Linked DNA regions of Mus musculus: all the other regions are linked to region 3. The links are chromatin loops, found by intact Hi-C in ENCODE. Cell type or tissue: heart. All regions are shown on one strand. Region 1 holds the start of Ttc26 (tetratricopeptide repeat domain 26). Region 2 overlaps D630045J12Rik (RIKEN cDNA D630045J12 gene). Region 3 holds the start of Fmc1 (formation of mitochondrial complex V assembly factor 1). Region 4 holds the start of Zc3hav1 (zinc finger CCCH type, antiviral 1). Region 5 holds the start of Ubn2 (ubinuclein 2).

Region 1 (5,000 bases), 150 kb before region 3:
GAGTTGTACTTTTAAAAGATTATTTTGTAATTATTTGACTATTTCAACTAAAGGATCTGTCATCTATATCACACCACAAAAAGTAGCTAAAATAAATCTTTTTGAAATTTTTATTGAAAGTAGGACCATTTCTGAGATTTGGAAACAAAGGAATTTTAAGTGGAGTGGAGTGCTTGTTGAATTGTGCCTCTCTAAAGTGGATATATTTGCCTCTGCATACCAATTTGTGTATATACAAGCGTGTATATATAAAGACAAAAGTCATTCACTCACCAACAGATTGCAAATGTGAGAAGAGATGCAAAGGCTGGAGAAGTCTATGCAACGCTTTTCATACATTTATAGTATATATAAGTACAAGTTGTTAAGATTTTAGGCCTTTAGTGGATCTGCTCTGAAAGTTTGACTGCATGCATGCCCTCTAAGGTCTCTTCTAGCTCCAACATTCCACAATTCCATCATTTGAAAATATTTTTTGCAGCCGGGCATGGTGGCGCACGCCTTTAATCCCAGCACTCGGGAGGCAGAGGCAGACAGATTTCTGAGTTCGAGGCCAGCCTGGTCTACAAAGTGAGTTCCAAGATAGCCAGGGCTATACAGAGAAACCCTGTCTCGAAAAACAAAGCAAAAAAAAAAAAATATATATATATATATGTGTGTGTGTGTATGTGTGTATATATATATATGTATGTGTATATATATATGTATATATTGCAACTAAATTAACGCTGCTCTGGAGTAAATACTCCATTCTTGCTTTAATTGTACACACATTTTTATAGTTTCTAATTGTGTATAGGTGTGTTGAAGAACCAGCCTGCTTCCATCCTAGACTTTAAAAGCCCATTTATAGCTGGGTGTGGTGGCACATGCCTTTAACATGAGCACTTGGGAGGCAGAGTCAGGCAGATCTCTGTGGGTTCCAGCCAGCCTGATCTACAAAGAGAGTTCCAGGATAGCCAGAGCTGTTACACAGGGAAATCCTATCTTGAAAAATAAAACAAAAAGCAAAGCAAAGCAAAAACAAAACAAACAGAAGTCACCTTATAGTAAAAACAAACTAGGTTCATTCCTGCTTATGATTAAATTTTTGTTTCTCAGATTGAGCTATGCCTCGCCTATAGCCTTAACTACAAATGGTTCTGTACTGACCGTTCCAAGAATGCCAAATCATGACATTGTTTCTAAAAGTTGTTTAGAACCATCTTGCAACTCTACCTTTGTTTCAAAAGGTTTTATAACTACCTTGTTATGGCTATCTGTTGTTATGCCCACCTTGCAACCATGACTGTTTCAGGAGGTAGTTAGGACTAACTTGTTATTGTTATATTCTGCTCTTATAACACCTCTCCCTCCTATTTTCCCCATTTCACCCCCGCAACCCCCATGATCTATAAAAACCTTGTCTTCCTCACATCCAATGCTGATCTCTCCAAACTGGCCTTAGAGAGAAGCAGTCCGTGTACACGAATAAAAAAGCTTGCTTTAATTAATTTGGTCATGATGATTTGGGGTGGTGGTCTTTCTCCTCCCATCTTTGGGATTAACATTGTCTCGAGGAAATATTTTGGTATCACTTCTGCCTCCAAACTATCCTTTGCTTCAGCAGGTACCAGCAGAAACGAGCAGAAAACAGAGACAATGTACGAGACAAGCGGAGCTGTTGTCGTCCTCACCCCAGGCAAAACGGAAGTGGTCCTTGAAAATTACCTTCCCAAGAAACTTGCTTTTGAAATATACTTCCTAGTTGTAATAGTACTTCTAAATCGCCTTTTCTTAAACTGCTTTCCTAAGTAGAGACACAGCCCCATTTTCATCCTCAGCACAAACAACAAGGATTAACTCCCTTGAGAGAAGCACCTACTCTTCCAGCTGCGGAAACACACGGAACCAAGAAGCTTAGGACATTGGTTTTGGGACGAGCCCTTTCTCAGAAGGACCAGCCTCCCGGCGGCGTTGCCGTGGAAACGGAGCTCGCTGTGTGGATGTGGCAACTCGCCGAAGCACAGCCTTTGCAGACTATCTGCAGCGGGGGCTCACAGGACCGACGCCAAGATGGTTAGTGGCTCTGAATAGTAAGGGTGGGGGATTTTGAATAGGTTTGTACCTGGGTTTAGAGTTCTCAACGCACTGTTGGATAGAATCTAGGTGCGTCTCTAGAGGGCGATCCCTTTATCCCTCCAGTGTTTCCACCGGGAATAGGGAGGGATGCGAAGAAATCTATGTACCTCGATGCTCTCTTCCCTCCTGCTTCTTCATTTCCCGATACTAGACTGTGAACTGGAAAAAAGAATCTTGGAAGACCTAGGTAGTAGAAGCTGCGTGAGTGTTTGTTTGTCTCTTATGGATAAAGTTGTTGGAAGTAGCTATTCGGTTCCCCTTCAGTAGTAGGTAATGGTCCTTTTACTAAAATGCACAATAAAAAAAGAATCTGAATAGACTTCCTAGGGTCTGATGGTAAGGGTAGATCTGACTGAGAGCTGTTACCCTCAGTTTAAAAATGACTTTTGATAGAACAGTCTTTGCTATTTGTTTTACAGATGCTTTCAAGGGCCAAACCCGCTGTGGGCGGGGAGTCACCGCACACTGACAAAAGAAAGAAGAAAGGGAGGAAGATTCCAAAACTAGAGGATCTACTTTCGCAGAGAGATTTCACTGGCGCCATTACCCTATTGGAGGTAATGTCCAAAGAAGGTTTACTTCTCAGTCTGGTGGATGGTGGGTTGAATGCTGGTTACTATGCTATTGGGACGGGTGGGTACATTATGGGTAATCCAAACAAACATAGCCAGATGCATATTCCAGATTCCAAGTTAACTATAAACCTGATGAAATACAAAACATTTTGGACTGGAGAGATGGCTCGACATTTAAAAGTATCGGCTGCTTTTCCAGAGGACCTTAATTCCCAGTACTCACGTGCCTGCTCACAGCCATTAGTAACTAAATGTTAGGAGATTCAAGGCCTTCTGGCTTCCTTCAACAAAACATATGGTATGTAGACATACATGAAGACAAAACACTTGTACACATAAAATTATTAATTTTTAGTTCCACAAATGGTGAATACAGTATTACATTTAACAGTGTCAATTCACACATTATTTACCATAAATCCTGAGTGATTTGTAACTTCTTCCTATTTACATTTTGGTTAAAAAAAATAAGTGATTTTTACTATTTACAATTTAAAACTATTGTAAACCCATAAAACATTTCAACTCTGTATGTCAGGGTCATTTTTTTAAACCAATGCTAGGTGCAAATCTCACTTTTTTAAAGATTTATTTATTTATTTATTTATTTAATGAAAGTACACTGTAGCTGTCTTCAGACACTCCAGAAGAGGGCACCAGATCTTGTTACAGATGGTTGTGAGCCACCATGTGGTTGCTGGGATTTGAACTCAGGACCTTCGGAAGAGCAGTCAGTGCTCTTAACTGCTGAGCCATCTCTCCAGCCCAAATCTCACTTTTTAATATGCATTGGAAATACCAAGGATAGTTAGCTGTTTCTGTTTCTAGGCGATTGCTTTACCAATTTGAATTCACTAGCTCTGCAGTGATGCATAGGAAGCTGCATTTTGGGTAAGTAGTCTGAGAAATCCTTCTGACCTAAAGTTGTCCTGGGAGGCTGAACTTTGAGAAACTGCTTGTGGAAAGCACTCGGTACAGAAGAGTGCAGGGTGCACCAAGGGACAAAGAGTTCTGACAGCCAGGTCCAGTTATCCTGTGCTGTAATCTATTGTATCACATTTTTCCACCGGCCACATTAATGTGAATCTATGGTCATGTAACTCTGAAACCGTCCATAATACTTGTTTGATTAGCTTTATGCATGTTTCTCAGTGAAACATACATGTAAGAAGAACCCTATGTGTCTTGCTAGTGCTTTGATATTGAGTCCACTTGTTTGGCTCTCGTGTGTCAGCTGTCATCTTTGGCAGTAGGTGAGTTGCCTTGGAAGGACCTTCTAGCAGTGCAAGTCAGAGGACTGAATACTATGTACATGTCTATTTGTTGTTGTTTGTTTTTAAGACAGAGTTTCTCTGTGTAACCCTGCCTGGCCTGGAACTCATTCTGTAGACCAGGCTGGCCTCACATTCAGAGATCTGCCTGCCTCTATCTCCTAAGTGCTGGGATTAAAGGCGTGCACCACCACTACCTGGCTGTCTCATCACTTTTTAAAATTAGCTTACAAACTAGCAGACTTCTCTAAAGCATTTCATTGACAGTTTTAATTGCCCCTCCCCTCCCCTCCTCCTCTAGCCTCTCTTCTGACTCCCTGCTGCATACCTCTCCAAACATTCCCACCTCCATTTATTTCCTCTTGCATTTTCAAACTAAAACATTAAAAACTTATGTCTAGTTTGTATCTGCATGTGGGTATGTGCACCCAAATGCAGGTGCCCACAGAGGCCAGAAGAACTGGATGCCCTAGACCTAGAGTCACATAAAGCTGTGAGCTGCCTTATGAGGGTTCTAGGAACTGAACTCGGGTCCTCTTGAAGAGCAGCAAGAATTAAAAATAAAAGTACCGGGCTGATTAAAGATGAAAATAAAGCAAACCAAAACAGTACAAACAAACAAACAAACAGCTTAGGGGCGTTGAGGGTTTATTTGGCCTATAATTCCTGGTTGCCATTTGTATTGAGGCAAGTCTGTGCAGGGCCTTGAAAGCTGGCCTGCTTGCAATTCTATACACTATCACCTCTGTATAAGGAACTCGCTTTACAACCAAAGAAGCCCTGGGTTTTGGCTTTGTTTCTTTGAGACAAGATGTCTGTTTAAGCAGGCCTTAAACTCACTATGTAGACCAGGCAGGTCTTGAACTCATGAGATTCCTCTACTTCTGCCTCCAGAGTGCTTGGATTAAGAATGTGTTCCACCACGTCCAGCTAAGCATTTACACCCATGCCCAGCTCCCTAGGTTGCTTTACTCAGGGTCTTTATCACAGAAGAATGAATGAAACTAGGACACATGGTAACTGAGAATCATTC
Region 2 (5,000 bases), 380 kb before region 3:
ACTGTGTGCCATGGGCCGTGTACTTTAACTGGTTTTTGGGTTTTCTTTTTTTTAGATATTTATTTTATTTATATGAGTACACTGTAGCTGTCTCCAGACACAGCAGAAGAAGGCATCGGATCTCATTACGGATGGTTGTGAGCCACCATATGGTTGCTGGGACTTGACCTCTAGAAGAACAATTCGTGCTCTTAGCTTTTGAGCCATCTCTCCAGCCCTTAAGGTTTTTTTTTTTTTTTGGTTGTTTTTTTTTTTTTTTTTCCCCCAATCCGTCTATTTATTCCAGAGAGAAGTGTGCGACAACACCTGTGCAGAAGTCAGAGGACAACTCTCCTTCCACCATGTGGGTTCCAGGGATCGAATCCAGGCCATCACACTTGACAGCAAGCACCTTTACCTGCTGAGCCATCTTGCTGGCCCCTGCTGTTCCCTTTTCATTCATTTTTTTCTTGTATCACCTTCACAAAGCTTAGGACAGTCACCACAGGAAACACTTCTAGCTGTCTGATTCACAATCCAACCTGGGAGCAACCCAACACAAATAAGCACTGGGCGGGAAGATGTCACACAGCCGGATCCAGAGGCCCAGCAGAAGGAACAGAAAATGCTTCAGGGTTTATGTGTAGAACTGGAGAAGTCAACCGGCCCCCAGGCTGCCGGCCCAAGGCAATACTCATCACTTGTGTTTCTGATATCAGAATAAGCCACGAAAGCGGAAACAGAGTCTGCAGCAGAGAACAGTCTAGAAAGCGCAGTACTAACCTCCCTCTGAGCCGTATGTTCTTGGAAGGGAGCTTTGACTTGGGGCTCGGCACATCTCCGTTTTCTGAGGGTGTGGTGTGGTCCTTCACAGGGCCTGGCAGTGGCGCTGGCTCATGAATAATCAGGATGTCGTCTTTATTGTGCTGGCCCAGATGCTGCTTAGCAAAATCGAAGCCCTTCACGCTGGGGATCTGCAGCTAAAACACACGGGGTGGTTAGCGTGAAACACAATGGGTGGTTAGAGTAAAACACACGGGGTGGTTAGCGTGAAACACAATGGATGGTTAACGTGAAACACAATGGGTGGTTAGCGTGAAACACACGGGGTGGTTAGAGTAATACACACGGGGTGGTTAGCGTGAAACACAATGGGTGGTTAGAGTAAAACACACGGGGTGGATAGCGTGAGGTCCAAGGGCAGCAAGAGACTGAGGGCTGACCAGAGGCCCGTGACCCCTGACCCAAGGCTGCCAGCAAAGCCACCAACCCAGTTCAACAAACATCTCTGTAACAGATCGGGTGCCAGGTTCTGTTTATACTTAGAATTCATCACAGATGCTTATGAAAGATTAAACAAGAACTTGAGGATTAAATGTCAAGACCACAATACAAAACCATTCCAACAGATCACCTGCTCCACTGTCACAGACCTGTGTGTGAGGCATTCTCTATAGGGAAAGGGGCTTCAGAGACTTGGCTGTAGATCAAATTGTGAGATGAACGGAGACTACCAGAGGCTGAGAAGAGATTACAGTAGCTGCGCTCATGGGGCAGAATGCAGTGGGGAGGCGGAGAGAGGAGCCAGGCTGCACACAGAGCATTCGGAACGGCGGCTTTTAAAGTCAGCCTCTGGACAACCAGCCTCTATTTCTAAAGAGGCAGATTTCTAAAATCTGAGCAGACTCGAAGACCCAGCGACACCACGTGCGTGAAATCAAGACAGTCTGCCCACAGACTAGCAGAGAGAGAGAGACAGAGAGAGAGACAGAGAGAGACAGAGAGAGAGACAGAGAGAGAAAGAGAGACAGAGAGATCGCAACAAAGAGAAAGAGAGACAGACAGACAGCCAGAGAGACAGACACACAGAGAGATAGAGAAACAGAGAGAGAAGAAAGGTTGGCTCTCCCTCTCGAAATCAGTGGAAGGGAAAAGCCCGGCAGACAGAAGAATCCAAAGTTGAACAGGTAATGAATGGCCTGGAAGCCTGGTCCTCAACAAGGCAGTGACATTAAGGGTGGGTCTTTAAAGGAGCAAAGGAGATAAAACAGCAGACTTCCTTTTCAACATGGTTAGTTTGAAAGACAGAGGAGATGTTCAGTCTGAGAGGCGATGCTGGCGGCTGCCTGTCCAGTGACATGCAAGCATGAGTGTAGAGTCTTTGTTAAGAGAACATCTAGCAAGTTGGAACTGGGGAGAAGCAAAGGAAGCATGAAAGAAAACAGGAGACTTCAAAGGAACAGGCCCATTGGAGAGCTCAGCGGACCAGCAACCAACGGATAAAGCATTCCTAGAAAGGCCCACAGCCAAACGTCTTCAGAAGCACCCTGTACTCGCTGCTAGACACAGGCGTTCTCTCTGAGGACACCAAGGCACCCAACACCACACCCAGAATCAGAGCTTGGGGGCTGCACCTCCTCTAGACTGTAGCTTCTGAGCCTCTGAGGGAGGTCATGCACAGCACTGAGATGCACAGTACCATGTCTGGTGACATCATTTTAATGACACTGCAAGGACCAAGGGTGAGTATTAACAGTTTCCTCAAATCCAGCCTGCACAGTATAGGAGAATGGAAGTGCATTAAAAAAAAAAGCAGCTCCGAGGGGCTGTAGAGGTGGCTCAGTGGTTAAGAGCACACTGCTTTTCCAGGGAACCCCAGGTTTGCTTCCCAGCACCCACATGGTGGCTCACAACTGCCTGTTGATTCCAGTTCTAGGGGTCAACTCTTCTGACTTTTGTGGGCTCCAGGAACATGTGGTACACACGCAAACATGCAAGCAAATCACTTAGGCACATAAAAATTAAAAATTAATTAACTTAGAAAAAGATGAAGTTGCCCAGATGGGTCTGCTCATTGGGAATGCTGCTTGACTTTATCAGAGTCCTAAGGAATGCTTTCACACAATATACTATGTATAGGAGCAAAGGTGATGTCATAATGCATTACTTTACGGCTCAAAAGTGATGCTGTTGGCTTAGCCTTGTGACCTAATACTCTTAATGTTAAACATCCAAATGGGCAGGGAAAAGGCAGTCTGCGATAATGACTTCTGCCAGCAGAGGGAGACAAATGGTACTGTAAGGATAGTTTACAAAGAGTTGCTTGGAAACAAAAGGCAGACCAGCTGGCAACCATATTCTCTAATTAATGAGCTTCCTTTACTAGAGCAGGCCGCTGTTCCATGCATTTCTGGACTCAGCAGCACCTCATGGGAAATGACAAACCCAAAACCAACTGCCTTCCCCCAAATGGTCTACTTGGTCTCCTTGCAGGTGGACAAACATTTCCTAGTAGCAGAGGATCCCCCTCCCCAGACTCTTTTAAAAGTCTTGTTGCCCCTTACTGAAGAGAATCCCAGCTCTTATGAACACAGTAGCTTCTTGGAGTGCTCTGTATAGAGAATAGAAACCTCCAGACACCAAATACCAAGGACTCACCGGGCTTAGTGGGTCCCTTTTGTCGAAGCACAATAAGGCTGAAGATGGCTTCCTCCTTCCCTATCTTAACTGTATTTCCTGTGTGTGTGTGTGTGTGTGTGTGTGTCTGTGTCTGTGTCTGTGTGTTCAAATGTGAGTGCAGATTCCCACAGAAGCCAAAAAGGGTCTATGTATGCTTTGTATGTATGTATGTAAGTGTGTGTGTGTGTGTGTGTGTGTGTGTGTATGTATGTATAAGAAAAATTTTTTTATCTACATCAAAAAAACAACCCAAAGTTTTAACTTCAAATCAAAAAAGCAATAATAGAGCCAAGATGTCAGGCATCTTTGTTTTCTTGAACTCTTATTCGTTTCTGCAGGAAACTTCCATTAGGTTCCTTTAGTTACTGGACACCCGGGTTGTGTTCCAGTCACCTGACCCCATGCTGACCCCTTCCTCAATGAGTGTCCCCAGGAGCGGCCTCTGCTCATTGGCATGTTGTCCCTCTGTTCATAGCAGATTAGCTCTAGAATAACACATTTGGACTTAAGCATGAATAATGTACTTGAGGGGCCAGAAAGATGGTTCAGAGGTCAAGGTCACTGGTTGCTTTTGCAGAAGACCTGGGTTCAATTCCCAGCACCTACACAGTGGTTTACAACCATCTGTACCACCAATTCCAGGGGATCTAAGCCCCTCTTCTGGGCTCCAAGGGATCCTCCATGCATGTGGTACACATACACACACTTAGGCACACCACATACATACATAAAATAATCAATACATTCTTAAAACAACACACTTAACAGCAATCAGCAATATGCCCTTCATAAGGCCACACTTGCTACCCCAATATTTTTTCCTTGTTTTTTAAATTATTTATTATTATATGTAAATACGCTGTAGCTGTCTTTAGACACCCTAGAAGAGGGAGTCAGACCTCATTATGGATGGTTGTGAGCTACCATATGGTGGCTGGGAATTGAACTCAGGACCTTCAGAAGAGCAGTCAGTGCTCTTAACCGCTGAGCCATCTCTCCAGCCCCCCTTGTTTGTTTTAAGTTACCATAATGATTCAGCTGAGCTCTTAAAGGCAAAGCATCTATGTATGTATGTAAGTGTGTGTGTGTGTGTATGTATGTGTGTATGTATGTATGTGTGTATGTATGTATAAGAAAAATTAGGTAACTCTTGAACCAAAAAAACAAAGCAAACAAAAACAAAAAAACTCAAACTACTTTAACTATTAGGATGGGTTCCTGTCTATCAGACTTATATACATTGTTCTAACTTAGGAAATATGTAATTATAAATATTATTTTCATCTTGAAATTATAAATCTACCCATCCACATAATTCTCAAGTGTCTGTCCAGCCTTTTTAAGATGGCTAGAAGATTGACAATTTGACACCAATTACTCCCAACTAATGAGGAAAATCCCCAAATGAGCAATTTCCAATTTTATACATATGTTTCCCTCTGAGCTACATAGTCTCTTAGCTTCTTCATACATAAAGTGCCTCCACCTGAGAAGTAGCAGACAACTGTGGCCATCTGAGCAGCTCGGCCTTTGGCTAAGAAACTGTGGGGAGCTTGTCTACA
Region 3 (5,000 bases):
CAAAGCTAACTGTAACCTTGTCATAGAGAGCCTAAAGGGCCTAGAACAGCTTCTAACATACACCGAGCAAGTCAAAAGACCCAGAGAGTAAATAGGAATACTAAGGCGATATGCAGGCTGTTGGGACTGAGGAAAGAGGCTAGCTCAGATATCTGAGCAGAGGGGAACAAGAAGCGGCCGGAGCTAGACGAAGGTTAACATATAAAAAGCTAATGAGGTAGGGTCTACAAGGGCAACCTTAAATAGACTGAACTGCTTCTTAGAAAATAAAGAGCCACTGACACCTCAAAAAGAGGTTTTATGACAGGGCGGTGATGGCGCAAGCCTTTAATCCCCGCACTCGGGAGGCAGCCTGGTCTACAGAGCGAGTTCCCGGACCTCCAGGACTACACGGAGAAACCCGGTCTCACTCCTCACCCCCTCCTCCCAAAGTGGTTTTGTCTACGGTATACAATTAGGAACAAACCTAAATTCTAATTATCCCTAATTTCTACTATAGTAGGCACTAATTTCGCACCGTCTTATACTTATAGCCCACTTGAAAATTCGAAAACTGAACCCCATTCTAATACATCCTTGGCTGCGGAAATGGCCTCAGCGCTGTAACCGGAAACAGAAACTGACCACTACCTAAACGCCACCTAACGACCAGCTAAGAGCGAAGACAAACCCTGAAAGTAGCCCAATCGGAAGGGGCTTGGCTTTTCCTGTTACAATCTGACAAAGAATAGGACCAGAGGGAGGCTCGAGGAACTGGTTTCCGCAGCCCGTTTGGCTCTGACGTCTCCCGGGCCCACTTTTGCGCAGGCGCAGAGCTACTACGCACAGAAACACGAACACGTAAGCAAAAGCGGGAGCCCGTTCGGCTTCGTGGCATCCACTGTTTGCAGGGTGAAGCGGTTGACTCTTGGCATCTAAACTACATTTCCCAGCAGGCATCCGTTTCACACTGAGGCTGAGTTTGGTTCTCTGTGATAGGGTAAAAACAATAAATTTAAGTGATGACGTACGAAACAGGAAATAACTTGATTATGGTGTTTGAGGACATCAGTAGAAGAAGCCCCAGTGGCCTAATGGATAAGGCATTGGCCTCCTAAGCCAGGGATTGTGGGTTCGAGTCCCATCTGGGGTGGTTCGTTTTTTTTTTTTATCTATTTTAACATCATCTAATTAGATGATTATTGCGAGTCAAACTTACTGTTTATTTTATGTATTTAGAGACAAGGTCTCTCTACCTAGTTCTGGCTGGGTTAGAACAAACTGCAGACCATAATGGTCTATGAGCTGTGAGATCCGCCTGCTTCTGCAGGCAGTGAAGGCGTGTGCCACAACGCCCGGCCATCTTGTTTTAAAACTAGAGAACTGCGGGGAAAAACAATCAAACAAAAAAAACAAAACGAAAAAAAAAAAAGCCAGGCGTGATGGCGCACGCCTTTAATCCCAGCACTCGGGAGGCAGAGGCAGGCGGATTTCGAGGCCAGCCTGGTCTACAGAGTGAGTTCCAGGACAGCCAGGGCTATACCGAGAATCCATGTCTCGAAAAACAACAATAAACAAACAGAAAAACAAAACAAAACTAGAGAACTGGATGTGAGGCTTTACTAGTAAAGGGGCTGCAGTTTGCCATACCAGGGTATGAGTTCATTTTCTTCTCCTAGGCTGCGGGGACCATAAAGTTGGAGGTCGGTACGTTTAATTTTGACATCCCTGGTAGAAACAGTAAGATCTTTTTGGCGTGACCTATGTCCAGACATCCACATACTCTCCTGCCAGACACCTTTCCTCAGAGACTCGGCGGCCATCAGCTTACGGCAGTCCAAAGGGACGCAGTCAGAAGGGCCGAGAGGATTCGGCACCTTCCCTTGCTCTCCTGGTCCCCTGAGGTGCCTGTCACTCGCGTTTCCCTCCAAGGGTGGTCGGTAGAGGGCGCTGTGGGGCGGAGTGGGCGGGGGAACACCTCGCCCGAGGCAGTGAGGGACCAGGCTCTCCAAGGACAGAAAAATGGCGGCCCTGGGGTCCCCGGCGCGCACTCTGCGGGGCCTTCTGAGGGAGCTGCGCTACCTGAACGCGGCCACCGGGCGGCCATATCGCGACACAGCGGCCTACCGGTACCTCGTTAAGGCTTTCCGAGCACATCGGGTACGGCATCCGCGGCTGGGTGGGCTCCAGGTCGCGGGAGGGCGGATGAGGGGGCGGTCTGCGCAGGTGATAGAGGGTCTCAGGACAAACGTGTCTGAGTCACCCTGTCCTCCACCTGCGGGTCTCACCACAGACTCCAGCCCTTCGGCTAACCTGCGGTCTGAAATCCCCTACTGGCCCAGAAGCCGCGTGGGGCGCACCTTCCTAGGGACTTCGTATCTGCCACCCACCGGGGTGGAGCTGTCTCTGACGATTTCATTGGTTTGTCTGGTGCATGGGGTGTGGAATGGAGTAAGGAGCGGGCGTTGTGTGAAGTGGGTCCTAGGGGTCGTAAGACTTAAAGGCGTAAGGGTACAAGCATCCCCTCTCCTCATCCTTTCTACATTAAAGTTTTAATAGGAAGCAGTGTTTTTGTGATTTGACGGGTGTGTGTGTGTGTGTGTGTGTAGGTGTGTGTGCGCGCGCCTGCTCGCGCGCGTGCTTTTGCTTGCTTGCGTGTTGGTGGGGAATGAAGATACAGAATTTCAGCATTACTCTGGCTGACCTGGAATTTGCTGTTTAGACCAGATTGACCTTGAACTCACATCTGATTGCCCTTTTCTCCTGAGTGTGGGGATTAAAGGCATGGGCCAGGCAAATGCAATTTTTAAGGCAATTTAGTGGGGAATATTCAAGAGTTGAAGAGTGGTACTGTTTTATTTAGTACTAGCCTTTCACCACTGAGGAAAGCAATATCTTATATTCTATGGAGATGTCACATCTTTAGCCTTCTGCATGACAGGATACATGACATGTTTTACTGGTGTAACAAACATAAACATACAGAATGCTATCCTTGGGAAGTGCCATTGTGAAATCCACAGTTCATATTCCTCTTAGAAAGGAATGGAAGATGGTTAATTTTCCAAATGTGGTAATGCTCAATTCTCTGCCTTTTGGACAAGATCAAATACAAACACTAAGGCTCGGGGACAGTCACCTGCCCAGTTCTGCTTGATCAAGCATGGCTACAATTTAGGGGAATGGAAACTTAAGTTCTTGAGCAATTATCTTAACTACAGAATTTGAGCATTGCAAAACTTTAGAACTAAAATTCACTTATCTTTTAAAAAGTTATGTTAGGTACTGTGTATTAAGAACTAGGGCCAAATATCAAGAATAAGATGTGGCAGGTGTTGGTGGAACATGTCCTTTAATCCTAACAATTGGGAGGCAGAGGCAGGTGGATTTCTGAGTTTGAGGCCAGTCTGGTCTACATAGGGAGTTCCAGGACAGTCAAGACTATATAGAGTATCCTTGACTCTGAGAAAAAACAAACAAACAAAAAACAAACCCAAAAGATATACATGTAAGAAGCTACAGTCTCCCTGAAGAGCCATAAAATAAGATCATGTTTAGCATAAATAAGTGCTAAGGGTATAGATAACCAGGGGACAGTGGTATGAAGAAGAGGTGCTTCAGAAAGTCTAGTAGGCTATAATTAGGCATCTGGAATTGGCAAGTGAATAGAGGTTAGGAAAAGTAAGGGTACAGGGAAAGAAAACATAACTAAAAATTTAAAGAAAGCATAATTAAGGCAAACCCAACAGTTTCAAAGAGGGGAAGATAAGTAGGTAGGTATATATGACTGCTATTGTACCTTATAGAGGTAACATTATTGTCCTTGAAGGTACTTTGTAGTAAAGGTTTTGAAGTTCCTCACAAAAAGAATTTGGGAGGTAATGGTAGTCATATCTCAGACTTTGAGCCCAGCCTAGTCTAGAGTTGAATTCCAGGACAGCCAGAGCTCCATAGTGAAACCCTATCTAGAAAACAAAACAAAACAAAACAAAATAGTAACAACAAAAGAAATTCCTCAGGAAAATACCATAAATTCATGCTCAGAATTCTAGGGCTGGGCCAGGCATGGCGATCCACACTGTTGATCCCTGAAGCATAGGTGGGCAGACACCTGAATTCAAGGCCAACCAGAGCTACCCTGTCTCAAGAAACTAACAAAACCAACCAGACAAAACAACAAAAACGACCCCTCAAGACACCAAGACTGATTGTGAGAGGCAGCACAACAGTACTTGTTTAGCAAGCCTGAGGCCCTGGGTTCTACCTCCAGGACTGGGGAGAAAGAGAAAATTTGAGAAACCGTCTTCTACTGAAGGCACATAAGAATGTGGGGGATGCTTTTTCATTTTCTGGCTCAGGGCTAAAAAATTTCTGTGCTCATCTTTTCCACTCCTTAGGGAGAAAAGATGCAACCAGGGACATCTCTTTTTTCCCCTACTTTTATCTTTTAATAAATATATTTATATATCTTTGTGGGGGAGCATGCGTGCCAAACATGGGGGTCAGAAGACAAAGGAGAGTCTGGTTTCTTTTTCTACTGTGTGGGTTTCAGGGATTAAACTCTGAGCATCATCAGGTCTGGCTGGCAGCAAGTGTCCTTACCCACTGAGCTGTCACAGCAACTGTATCTTGATCTTTGGAGATAGGACCCAAGTGATTTCCAGGCAGGCTAGGATACATAGTGAGACTCTCTCCTAAGTCATCTTCACATACATAAACTAACTCTGACCCACGAGTGACTGTGCTGTCACACACCTGTAAATCTCAGCATTTGTAAGACCAAGGCAAGAAGGCTGAATCTCAGACCAGTCCTTGCTACACAGCATGATCTTCCTTGTCTTAAAATGTTTTCATTAGAGCAGTTGAGCGCTGCTGTAGTACATTAAGTATTACATGTTCAAGTATTACATGTTCTAGTTTTCAAATCGAGAAAAGGAATTATGTCTGAGAAAAGGAATTATGTGTGCAGTGGTGCCCAGGGACTAATCCACACATCCCCAATTATGCTCAAATTTATGTTC
Region 4 (5,000 bases), 180 kb before region 3:
TTGAGGATGTAGTTGCACTAGTAGAGTGCATCCTAGTGTGCACGAGGTCCCGGGTTCCATCGGTATCACCCCATAAACCTGGGATGGTTGGTTGTGCCAAGCATGTAATCCCAGCATTTGGGTAGAGGTAGGAAGTCCAAACTTTCAAGGTCATTCCTGGTCTAATGAGAGTTCTAAACCAACCTGGATTACAAGACCCTATGTCAAGGAAGGGGGGAGAGAGAGAGACAGAAAAGAGGGAGAGGAAGAGAGAGACGGAGAGGGAGAAAGAGATGGAGACGGAGAGGAAGAGAGAGACGGAGAGGGAGATGGAGAGGTGATCATTGTACAGCGAGAATATTGATAAATACTTATTTGTTAAGAGATACTGAATACTTATGAAGTAAATAATCACTTTAACATAAAACACTGGAGTTTGGAGTTTGGGGACAGAGATGGAGAATACATGACACAGGGTAGACCACATTTTGAAAACTGTTGAACCAAAATCCAAAATGTTGGGTACGCGGAGACTCAACAGTCTCCCCTGTCCACTTTTTAATACGCTGAGAACTGTAGAAAGACACTGAAACTTTCACAACAAAAAGCCAGCACTTACTGAAGAAATTCTCAGAACAGGTAATAATAGAAAAAAAGAATCAGAAAGTGTGCTGATAACCCTGTCGGCGCTCAGTAGTGTTAAGAGTGTTCCTTCCTTTTCTGCCTCAAACCACTTCCCTTCCTTCTTACTCCTATTTCTTCAGTTGCAGGCAACTTAGATGGCTTCTTCTAAGCCCAACTTCCTGTAACTCAGAAAGGCTTTCAAGCTGTTGCATCAAAACATTAAATATTTAAATAAAGGGGCACACGGAAGCATTCCTTCAAATATTTAACACTAAATGAGTTCTTGTTCCAAACAATTAGCAATTTAAAAAAAAATATTACCCCATCCATTTAAAACACTCCTACTTTGTATGTTTTGATACACACATCCCCGAAGGTGTATCCTGGACGTGAGTGACTGTAGTTTTTTGTTTTTTGTTTTTCTCGTAAATAAATGGATGATTCAAAACCGTTTGATGATCACGTTGTTTCCAAAACAGAGCAACACTCACAGTTTTTAAGACTCAACGAAGTATAGAAAATACTCTCCACAGAAAGCTGCGTGGGCCTGGCAGCACAGACCTGTAATCTCAGCTCTTGCCAGTGAGCGACAGGAGGAACCAAGCTGAGAGCTAACTGCAGGAATTCAAGGCCAGCCTGCGCAAGTCGGTGAAACTCTGGCTCCAGTAGCGGAGCACCTGCCTAGCATGCAAGAGGTCCTCAGCCCAATCTTTCGTACCACCACCACCAACCACAAGGACAAAAGCTCGGAAACACGATAGCCTAGAACCAACCATTCATTACTTCTGCAACACTCAGATGTGAGCCCTGGAAGAGGAAAGGGCAGAGGGATTAGAAATTATATAAACTGGGGGCGTGGAGCCGGGGATAAGGTTGGAGAGCTTGTTTGGAGGGAGTTTGGCCTATGTGAGCAAGACACTGGTTCCTCAGACCCCTGGATGAAGACGCAGGCCTGCACAGGTTATGTGTTTGGAAATCATCTCGGTAGTTATGACAGGTGAACCCCAGCAAGTGATCCTTGTCTTGGAGAAATTTGGAAGACAGCAAAATAAAAGGACTTGAGCCAACCCTTGGAAACGCTTATGAAGAAGAAGAAGAAGAAGAAGAAGAAGAAGAAGAAGAAGAAGAAGAAGAAGAAGAAGAAGAAGAAGACCAAGTAGGACCAGAAGCAGCTGCCTGAGAAGTTAAGCCACATTATTTCATGCAATTTGAGACAGTGGGTCGGTTGCAAGAAGGGGGGGGGGTGTCGTAGTACAGGCCACCACGCATACTAGGAAGAAGGCTGAGAGGCCACTATACCTTTAGTTATCTATCTGGCCAGGTGGAGAGACAAGGAGTGAAGGGTCACAGCGATCCAGGAGTTGGCGCACCCGAGACACAGGAGACTGGGCAGCACCGCTAGGATTCTGGGGCGATCGCAACATTCGAGGTACCAGAGTAGCAAGGAGAAAAAGGTGTGCCTGCAACTTCTACAAACTCTGGTTGGTGCAAACGTACTTTAATTAGGATTCTGGTGGGAGGTGAGAAGGGTAGAGAGGCAGCCTTGTCCGCCTTTCCAATAGCGCTTTGGCTACAGATTTTTCAACCTGGGGGTCTAACTTCACAGGAGTCGAATATGACCATTGGAAAACACAGATACTTGCATTACATTTCATAACAGTAGCAAAATTACAGTTACGGAGTAGTAACGAAAATAATTTTATGGTTGAGGGTCACAAACCTGAGGAACTGTATTAAAGGGTCGCAGCATTAGGAAGGCTGAGAACCACTGGTCTAGAGATTAGGAGGGATAGAGGGAGAAGGGGTTTGCAGCCGAGTGAGCCATATCCACCCGGTTCCCGCCTCCCCTAGGAAGCTGCCCCGCGGCGCCGGACTAGGCAATTAGAGAACCTTCCCCATTCCCGCTGCACTCACCGCTGGGACTGTGCATAGTGGCACCGGCCGAGCAGATTAAGCTTGCAAAGGTGCAGGCTGTCGCAGGGTCTCTGGCAGTACTTGCGACGGCAGACGCGGGCTCGAGTAGTAGCCACCACCGACCGAGTGATCCCGGCCTGGTCTCCAGTCTCCAATAGCACAAAGCGATCGGGCCCTGCTGCCTTCAGCAGCTCGTAGAGTTGCGCTTCGGGGAGGCTGATCTCACCCAGCAGTTCCTCCAGGGTCATGCGGCCCCCGTGAGCGCACAGGATCTTGGTGATGAAACAGAATACCTCGGGATCCGTCATGGCGCGCTATGGCTGCCGCTGCTCCGGCCGCTGCGCGGGACTCGGCTTCACGGAGAATCGAAACTTACGCGCGGTCCCAGGGGCGGACGCGGGCGGTGCCGCTCGCAGAGCAGAGCGGTTTCGCTTTCCAACTCCGGCGGTGGTGTCGCGAGGCCCGACCTCGACGACGAGGTCCTGGGGTCAGATTTAAAGTCAGCCGCGCGGGAGAGCGAATGGGAAGCGAGCGACGTTAGGCGGGCAGGTCCGCCGCGGCGCGGTACCCTCGGTTCCAGGCTAGACGTGAGGTCCCCCGAGCTCGGGACTGCAAGGCTGCTACCAGGAAGAGAGGAAGTAAGGACGTTCGTGAGGCTCGGGTGGAGTTTTGATGAGCCTGAGGAGAGTGACGCATCCTGGGGGGCCCACTAGAGGCGTCCTCAAATCAGCCCCACCCAGCCCCGGAAAGAGCAGACCTGGTGAGCGCTTCCTGTAAGCGGGACTCTCCGCCGAGTGTCGTCAATGCTCGCCACCACCTTAGGACATGGATATTATCCGAACTCCGCACTTGGGGAAATAACTTGAAGGAACAGGTGGAGCTCGGATGACCGAGGTTCTCGAGAGTTTGTTTCCGGGCCTGATTCCGCGGCACCAGATCTAGGATTACGCACTTTCTACCCAGTGCCGAGCCCCTCTTAGAGGGCGGTGATTGTTACTCTCCCTGGTTTCTTACGTAGCCTTCTCCAGAGCTATTTGAAGACCCACTCTTTGATCCTTTCTGGCCTTGCTAACTTAAAATCTCCAATTTTGGTGCCTCAAACCAACTGCTTAGAATGTCTTCAGATTTCCCCCACCCCTCCCCCCTTGGCATGAAGATGATTTTTAAGGTAAACCCTTACCTTACCGTAGAGTTACTGTAGAGACAGAAGGAAATAATAACTAGATTTCCCTTTGAGGAAAGCAAAGGCTGATGAAATTAAAGAGCCATCCGTGTCCCCAGGGAGCTTTCCGGAAGATTCTGCTGCTCCAAACATTAGCATTAAAAAAAAACTCCGATTGTCCTTCCAGACTCCGTAGTGAAACACACTCACCACACACAAACCTTATACGCTCTTCGGCCTCCTCCCCTTGTTAAATTGTGACTTTAAAACTTCTTTTGCACAATTGTGTTTAGTTTGTCTCATCTGTATTCTCAGCTAATTTGCAGGCCAGTAAACACTAGACCCAAATTAGAAAAAGAAAGGGGCTTTCCTTTCAGCACTCAGAAATGAAATGAATGGAGCGCTCACCGATCAGATGGGAACCCTTTCTTTAAAATCTGCAGGCACGGTGCAGGAGAAGTGTGCACTGCGATGCTTTCAAACTTCACAAGAGGGAGGTGCGAGTGACCCCACCCACTCAGACAAACACACGCTAAAATAATATTAAAAGCTTGGCGTGGTGAAGGCATGCCGGTAATATCAGCACTTGTGAGACTGGGGCAAAGGGATTATTGGCCAGGAAGATAATTGAGCAGGTAAAGGCACCAGTTGCTAAAACACAGGACACTAATTTGACCCCCAGAATTTCCCCACATGCTGGGAGAGTTTACTCTAGCAAGTTGCCCTCTGACCTCCACAACACTCTTTCTCTTCCTTCCTCCCTCCCTCCTCCTCCCCCCTCTCTCTCTGATAAATGTAATTTAAAATTTAAAAACAAATTCATAAGAAATAAAGTCTTTCAAATTCTTCAGAAACCCGAATGAGAATCCCTCTGGTGTGGTACGCACAGCCGCTCTCTCTGACTCACTGGAACGGTGGTCTGTAAAGCAGCCAAGCCCGGGCCTCATCTGGCTGCTTGTTGACTCTGACTCTTGCTTCTGTCTTGTCTTTTAATCCACTTGGCCTTATTTTCAGTCTGGCAGGTTTCCAGAGCCCCATTCTTATCAAATCAAGTAAGATCAATGTGTTTACTATCTTCGGTATGGTCCTTACAGTAGTGACTCTGAAGACACAGAAATCAAAGAAACAATCCCAGCTCCCAGAGGGCATCAGCTTTAGAAATAGCAGTGTCCCGTTAGGGGGTCAGAGGAAGTCCCTTGAAGGATCTAGAATTGTCAACTCCCTCCTCCTGGGGATGGATGAGGGACCAAGTAAAGGGGATTTTATAAATATTAAATATGAGTCTTTTCTATCAGATACTATAAACTTCTGTTTAGGACAA
Region 5 (5,000 bases), 100 kb before region 3:
AGGCTGTCCTTTGACTGCCATCATTTTCACTCTATGCTACATTGTATTAGTATGGTAGATTAAATTTCATGGGTGTGTGTGTGTATACACTGGATTACAGGAAAGAAACTACTTTTTTCTTGGTTTGTTCTAGACAGTGTCTCACTACATTGCTCTGGCTGTCCTGGAACTCACCCTGTAGACCAGGGTGGACTCGATTTCAGAGATCCACCTGCCTCTGCCTCTTAGGTGCTTATTTGAGTAGCTTACACCACGGTTAGAACCTACTTCTCTCTGTGGATTGATGTTCAAAGTATTTTCAAGGCACCCAGAATTAGATAATTGTATGAGAGGTTACCTACAGAAGAGCTTGACTCAAGGACAGACTGACTGCAATTTCTGGGATAAATGGCAGAAACTGAACACAGGTATAGCCCTCAGTCAATTGGAGATGGGATAGAGATACATCAGAAAGTGTTCCAGAAGCCGGGCATGGTGGCGCATGCCTTTAATCCCAGCACTCGGGAGGCAGAGGCAGGCAGATTTCTACAAAGTGAGTTCCAGGACAGCCAGGGCTATATAGAAAAACCCTGTCTCGAAAAACTAAAGAAAAAAAAAAAAAAGAAAAAAAGAAAGTGTTCCAAAAACTTTAATTGCCCATTTTAAGATGGCAGAAACAGAGTCTGTGGGCAGAAAGGTCACTTCAATCCAAAAATAGGAGACCCAAACAGAACCAGGAGCAGTGGAAGGAATGTTGGAGGTAAAATATAGTGTCAAGAAAATATTGCAGCATTGTAAGGAAGAAATTCATCATCTTCCTCTTTTTTTTTTCTTGTTGCTGCTGCCAGTTTTTTTTTTTTTTTTTTTTCCAGACAGGGTCTCACTATGTAGGTCTGGCTGTCTTAGAAGTCACTAAATAGACCAGGCTGGCCTTGAACTCATAGAGATCCGCCTGGCTCCAGAGTGCACCCACTTCCATTAAGAAGTGTTAGCTGGCCGGGCGTGGTGGCGCATGCCTTTAATCCCAGCACTCGGTAGGCAGAGGCCAGCCTGGTCTACAGAGTGAGTTCCAGGACAGCCAGGGCTACACAGAGTAACCCTGTCTCAAAAAACCAAAAAAAAAAAAAAAAAAAAAAAAAAAGAAGTGTTAGCTGACCTGCAGTTGTCTATGTGGACCATGTTGAAATGTAACAGCCTGTATCTTCCTGACACTAAAGGGATACATCTCTACACCTGGCTTAGAGCTAGCACAATCTTTTGGGTTGAACATTCCATCACCATTTGGTACACCTTTGGAAAGGAATAGAAGAGCAAATATTAAAAACGTCTGTGACGACTCTTTGACTCAGCTCTTCAACATCTAATATAGTTGATGCAATTAACAAGCTTGGGTTTCCTTGAGGATGCGGCAAGGGAGTCTTTCAATTCCCTTTCTATTGAATAGATGAAAAGGGCTAGTAATTCTCGTCCGTTAAAATCTGAATTCCAGTTCGTTTCCCACGATGCTCCAACGAAGCCTAAGCAACGCTCCTTCCCACTCAAAGATGAGCCGTGAATTTTCTTCCCCCGGGAGCATGTCCCCTAAAATAACACCAAAGGCTGCCAAGACGTTCAAGTCTTCAAGAACTGTTCCTTTGCCAGTTCAATTTCCCAACTGAGGCGCGTCACTGAACGTCTCACCGCCATGCGCAAAGCGGCTAGGAAGAGGTGTGGGAGGCAGCGGTGTGGGAGGCAGCGTAGCGCTTTCGGGAGGGGTCTGAGGAGAGTTTAGTTTTCGCCTTTCTACCCTGGACACCTCAGGTGACGGGACAACAGACCGGCGGGCCCGGCGCCGGGCCGCGAGCCCCTCACCCCTGCCCTGGGTCCGCCTGGAATCCTCAGCTGACAACCCTGTTCCCCAGCGCCGAGAGCCAGAGGCCAACGTCGGGCGGGACCCGGCGCCATGACTGTGTCGGTCCCAGGCACATCGCGACGCTCACCCTAAGGGATCGGCGAGCGTGCCTCGGTTTCCGGGCGAGAGGAGGAAATCACTCAGGGAACCCCAAACCCCTCCTTTGAAAGCAAAGCAGAGAGCGTCCCCGTTGCCACGGAGACAGGCCTGTCTGTGACGTCACTTCCGCCGAGCTGTCTGGCCTCCAGACTGTTGAGAGGAAAAGGGGAAAACTGAGCAACAGCCACGACTGTGGACGCGAGCGTCTCGAGTGTGCGCATGCGCCCGCTCAGCGGCCTGCTTCTATTTATGTGGGGGATCCAACATGGCGGCTGCGGCGACCCTGGCGATGGCGGTGGAGCCCATCAGAACGTAGTAGCGGGGACGGGGACCCGGTCCGCACTCACGGTGGCGTCCGCGGGGACAGCTGAGGGTGCTGGAGGGAAGAAAAGTGACGGAGAGCAGAAGGAGAGGCGGGCAGGCGCGCCGTGCGGCGTCGAGGCGAGAGCCGGCTCGAGCGAGCGCCGAGGGCCAGAACAGTGGGGATGGCGGAGCCGCGCAGAGTCGCGTTCATTAGCCTGTCACCGGTGAGGCGACGCGAGGCCGACTTCGCGGGCGCCGAGCGCGAGCCCCCCCGACTGGAGCCGCAGCCGTACCGCGAGCCGGCCCGGGCGGAGCCGGCCCCCCGCGCTGACGCGCAGCCCCCGGCGCGCGACAAGCCGCTCCCCCAGCGCGAGGTCAGCCGCGCCGAGCCGCCCATGGCGCTGCAGCGCGAGCCCCCGCGGCCCGAGCCGCCGCCGCCGCCGCTGCCCCTGCAGACTCCCCCTCCGCGGGAGTCGGCTTCCCGGGCGGAGCCGCCGCCGCGACCGCCGAAGGAGACGGTTCGCCTGGAGCTGGTGCTCAAGGACCCCACGGACGAAAGCTGCGTGGAGTTCAGCTACCCGGAGCTGCTGCTGTGCGGAGAACAACGGGTACAGAGGGTCCCTCCCTCCCGGCCGCCCCACAGCCCGGGCGCCTCCGGACCCGCCGCCTGCCCGGGCTGCTCTGCACTTCGCTCGCCCCGGGGGTGGGGTGGCGGGGGCCGGGCAGCTAGACGGGGCGGGAGCTGCGCGGCTCGGCCCTCCTGGGTGGCCGATGCTGCCCCCACCACACCGCGCCGAGCCGGTTTTCCTGTGCACCTTTCGAAACCTCAGCTTTTTCCTCCTTTTCCTTTCTGTTCCCCACACCAAATCCCGAGGCCCTGTGAGCCGTGCGGCTAGCTTCTTGTGGCACTTCCATCTGTCGTTCCGGTAGAAGGGAAGCGAAAAAAAAACCTTGGGGGACACGCCCCCCGGTCTGAAGCGGAGAGATTGTGTGACCCCTTCTCGGCTCATCCTCATCCTTCCTCAACCCAGCTGTACCGTGCGCCAGGGCTGCTGAGATGGGCTCGTGGCCGGGTGGTTTATTTTCCTTGATTGAAGGGGATTTAAGAGAAATTAAACATTTTCAGAAACTAATGATTCCACGTTAGGAATGAAAAAGTGGATTCGTAATGTGGTTGCACTTGTGTTGGTAAATATTGTTAGCTTTGTGTGTGTGTGTGTGTGTGTGTGTGTGTGTTGAGTTTGTGCACATTGTCTTTGAATGGAAAGGTCTCTTGTCTTACCCGGTGGCTGCCCAGTCATATTATTTGAGTGGCTCTCATTAGTTCGAATTGGGAGCATTTTGTCCGTTGTGGATTTCTGGAGAATGACGGAAAAAAAAAAAAAAAAAAAAAACATTCGCTTTGGATCAAAAAAAAAAAAACTTAGGAAAATACATCGGTATGCTTTTGAGGGAACCGGTGAACAATGGGATTAGGACAGCGGTTTGTCGGTGATTGTAATTTTTATTGTTGTGGGCTGGTGATCTTTAGGAAGGGGAGATGGGAGAGAGAGAGACAGAGGCAGGAGACAGACATTGCTCTCTTGTTTAGCGACTATGCTCTTTATTAGGCTGGGCTTTCTAATGAACTGCAGAATTCATTATTTCCTTTCAACTATCTTTGTTTTGCAGTGGATTACTCTATAGTCAAAAGTCTCACATTGAATAATATCATTAGTCTGTGTTCATTTTGCGCCAGTTAATCCTTTGATGGCTAGTTACAAGTATGGTGTGGCCATCATTACTAAATGTTTTCAGAGAAATCGAATTGTTAGGGGTAGAGACCATTTTGGTCACTTCCACTAGTACTTTGTCCTGTAAACTCAATTCATTCATAACCCTTTCTGGTTTTATAATATAAATGCTTCTTTTTTGTCTATTAAATTGGAACATTTTCCAAAAAAAAAATTCTTGCTTTTCTAATATTAAGTGTACAATTTTTACAATTTGTGTAAGTTGCAGATGCAAAACATTTTGTAGATGGGCATGCTAGTCTGTGACCTCGGCACTCTGGAGGCTGGGGTGGAAGGATGGAGAGAGTTCAGGGCCACATAGTGAGAACCTGCCTCAAAAAAACAAAAAAAAAAAAAAAAAACCAAACCAAAACAAAACAAAAAATCAGGTGACAAAATGGCTCAGCAGGTAAAGGCACTTGCTGCCAAGCCTAAAGACCTAAGTTCCATAACTAGTATCCACATGGTGGAAGGAGAGAACCATCTTCTACAAGTTGTACACACACACACACACACACACAAAGTATAGTAAAACAGCAAGACAAAAGCCATTTTTAAGTAAAAATACATAATTCTAGTTAGTGTTTTGTCATTGTGCAAATATATAGGAAGTACCTACACTAACCCAGATGTTTTGTTTTGAAACAGGATTTGTGTAGCACCAGCTCTCCTAAAATTCACTTTGTAGACCAGGTCTCCAACTCAGATCCCTCTGCCTCCTGAGCACTGGGATCAAAGGTGTGCGCCCTCCTGCCAGGCTAACCTAGGTGTTTTAATCTGTTTTTAGCTATATCATACTTATATTTAACCTGCTATATAGGCTCTGTGGAATTTACCATTGTGTATGTGATCTTTCCTTTACCTTTAAAGCAATGTTTGGTATATGGCTATATTTTTATATTCTATGGGACATATGAATTGGGTTTAATTTTTATGTTTGCTTCATAGATATTATC

What was found. Hi-C counts contacts between places; a loop is a spot of excess contacts. Peaks named below come from ENCODE experiments on the same cell type or tissue, not always from the same donor. Only the 100,000 strongest peaks of a DNase experiment are listed, where the experiment ranks them.
Region 1: a loop joins it to region 3, with 3.0 times the contacts of the local background. A loop is called at or near these places in 9 of 42 quality-filtered maps.
Region 2: a loop joins it to region 3, with 5 times the contacts of the local background. A loop is called at or near these places in 4 of 42 quality-filtered maps.
Region 4: it touches region 3 in a loop (2.6-fold over the local background); 2 of 42 quality-filtered maps call a loop at or near these places.
Region 5: it touches region 3 in a loop (5-fold over the local background); 9 of 42 quality-filtered maps call a loop at or near these places.

Annotation. Positions count from the first base shown.
Region 1 is chr6:38,379,536-38,384,535 of GRCm38, forward strand. Ttc26 (tetratricopeptide repeat domain 26) reads left to right here and starts at 1,989. Exons shown (of 18, transcript NM_153600.2): 1 at 1,989-2,058; 2 at 2,541-2,678. The coding sequence starts at 2,056. In heart, CTCF peaks have their summits at 2,142 and 3,306 (motif pointing right); a DNase peak (open chromatin) is centred at 1,966; H3K4me3 peaks cover 1,830 bases; H3K27ac peaks cover 1,252 bases.
Region 2 is chr6:38,157,286-38,162,285 of GRCm38, forward strand. D630045J12Rik (RIKEN cDNA D630045J12 gene) reads right to left here. Exons shown (of 20, transcript NM_194061.3): 11 at 763-959. Among named protein-coding and RNA genes, the nearest start is that of Gm52858, 20 kb to the left of the region's middle. In heart, a CTCF peak has its summit at 3,033 (motif pointing right); a DNase peak (open chromatin) is centred at 3,046; H3K27ac peaks cover 308 bases.
Region 3 is chr6:38,532,872-38,537,871 of GRCm38, forward strand. Fmc1 (formation of mitochondrial complex V assembly factor 1) reads left to right here and starts at 1,990. Exons shown (of 2, transcript NM_025363.3): 1 at 1,990-2,139. The coding sequence starts at 2,002. It overlaps n-TRcct1 (a tRNA gene), which reads left to right and starts at 1,060; the gene lies at 1,060-1,132. In heart, CTCF peaks have their summits at 653, 2,012 and 2,224; DNase peaks (open chromatin) are centred at 820, 1,930 and 2,300; H3K4me3 peaks cover 3,138 bases; H3K27ac peaks cover 2,958 bases.
Region 4 is chr6:38,351,398-38,356,397 of GRCm38, forward strand. Zc3hav1 (zinc finger CCCH type, antiviral 1) reads right to left here and starts at 3,206. Exons shown (of 13, transcript NM_001347122.1): 1 at 2,518-3,206. The coding sequence starts at 2,825. In heart, no CTCF peak of the experiment used is centred here; DNase peaks (open chromatin) are centred at 3,094 and 4,204; H3K4me3 peaks cover 3,883 bases; H3K27ac peaks cover 2,114 bases; H3K27me3 peaks cover 2,415 bases.
Region 5 is chr6:38,431,719-38,436,718 of GRCm38, forward strand. It overlaps Ubn2 (ubinuclein 2), which reads left to right and starts at 2,207. Exons shown (of 17, transcript NM_177185.4): 1 at 2,207-2,880. The coding sequence starts at 2,455. In heart, no CTCF peak of the experiment used is centred here; DNase peaks (open chromatin) are centred at 2,113, 2,583 and 2,903; H3K4me3 peaks cover 3,109 bases; H3K27ac peaks cover 2,125 bases.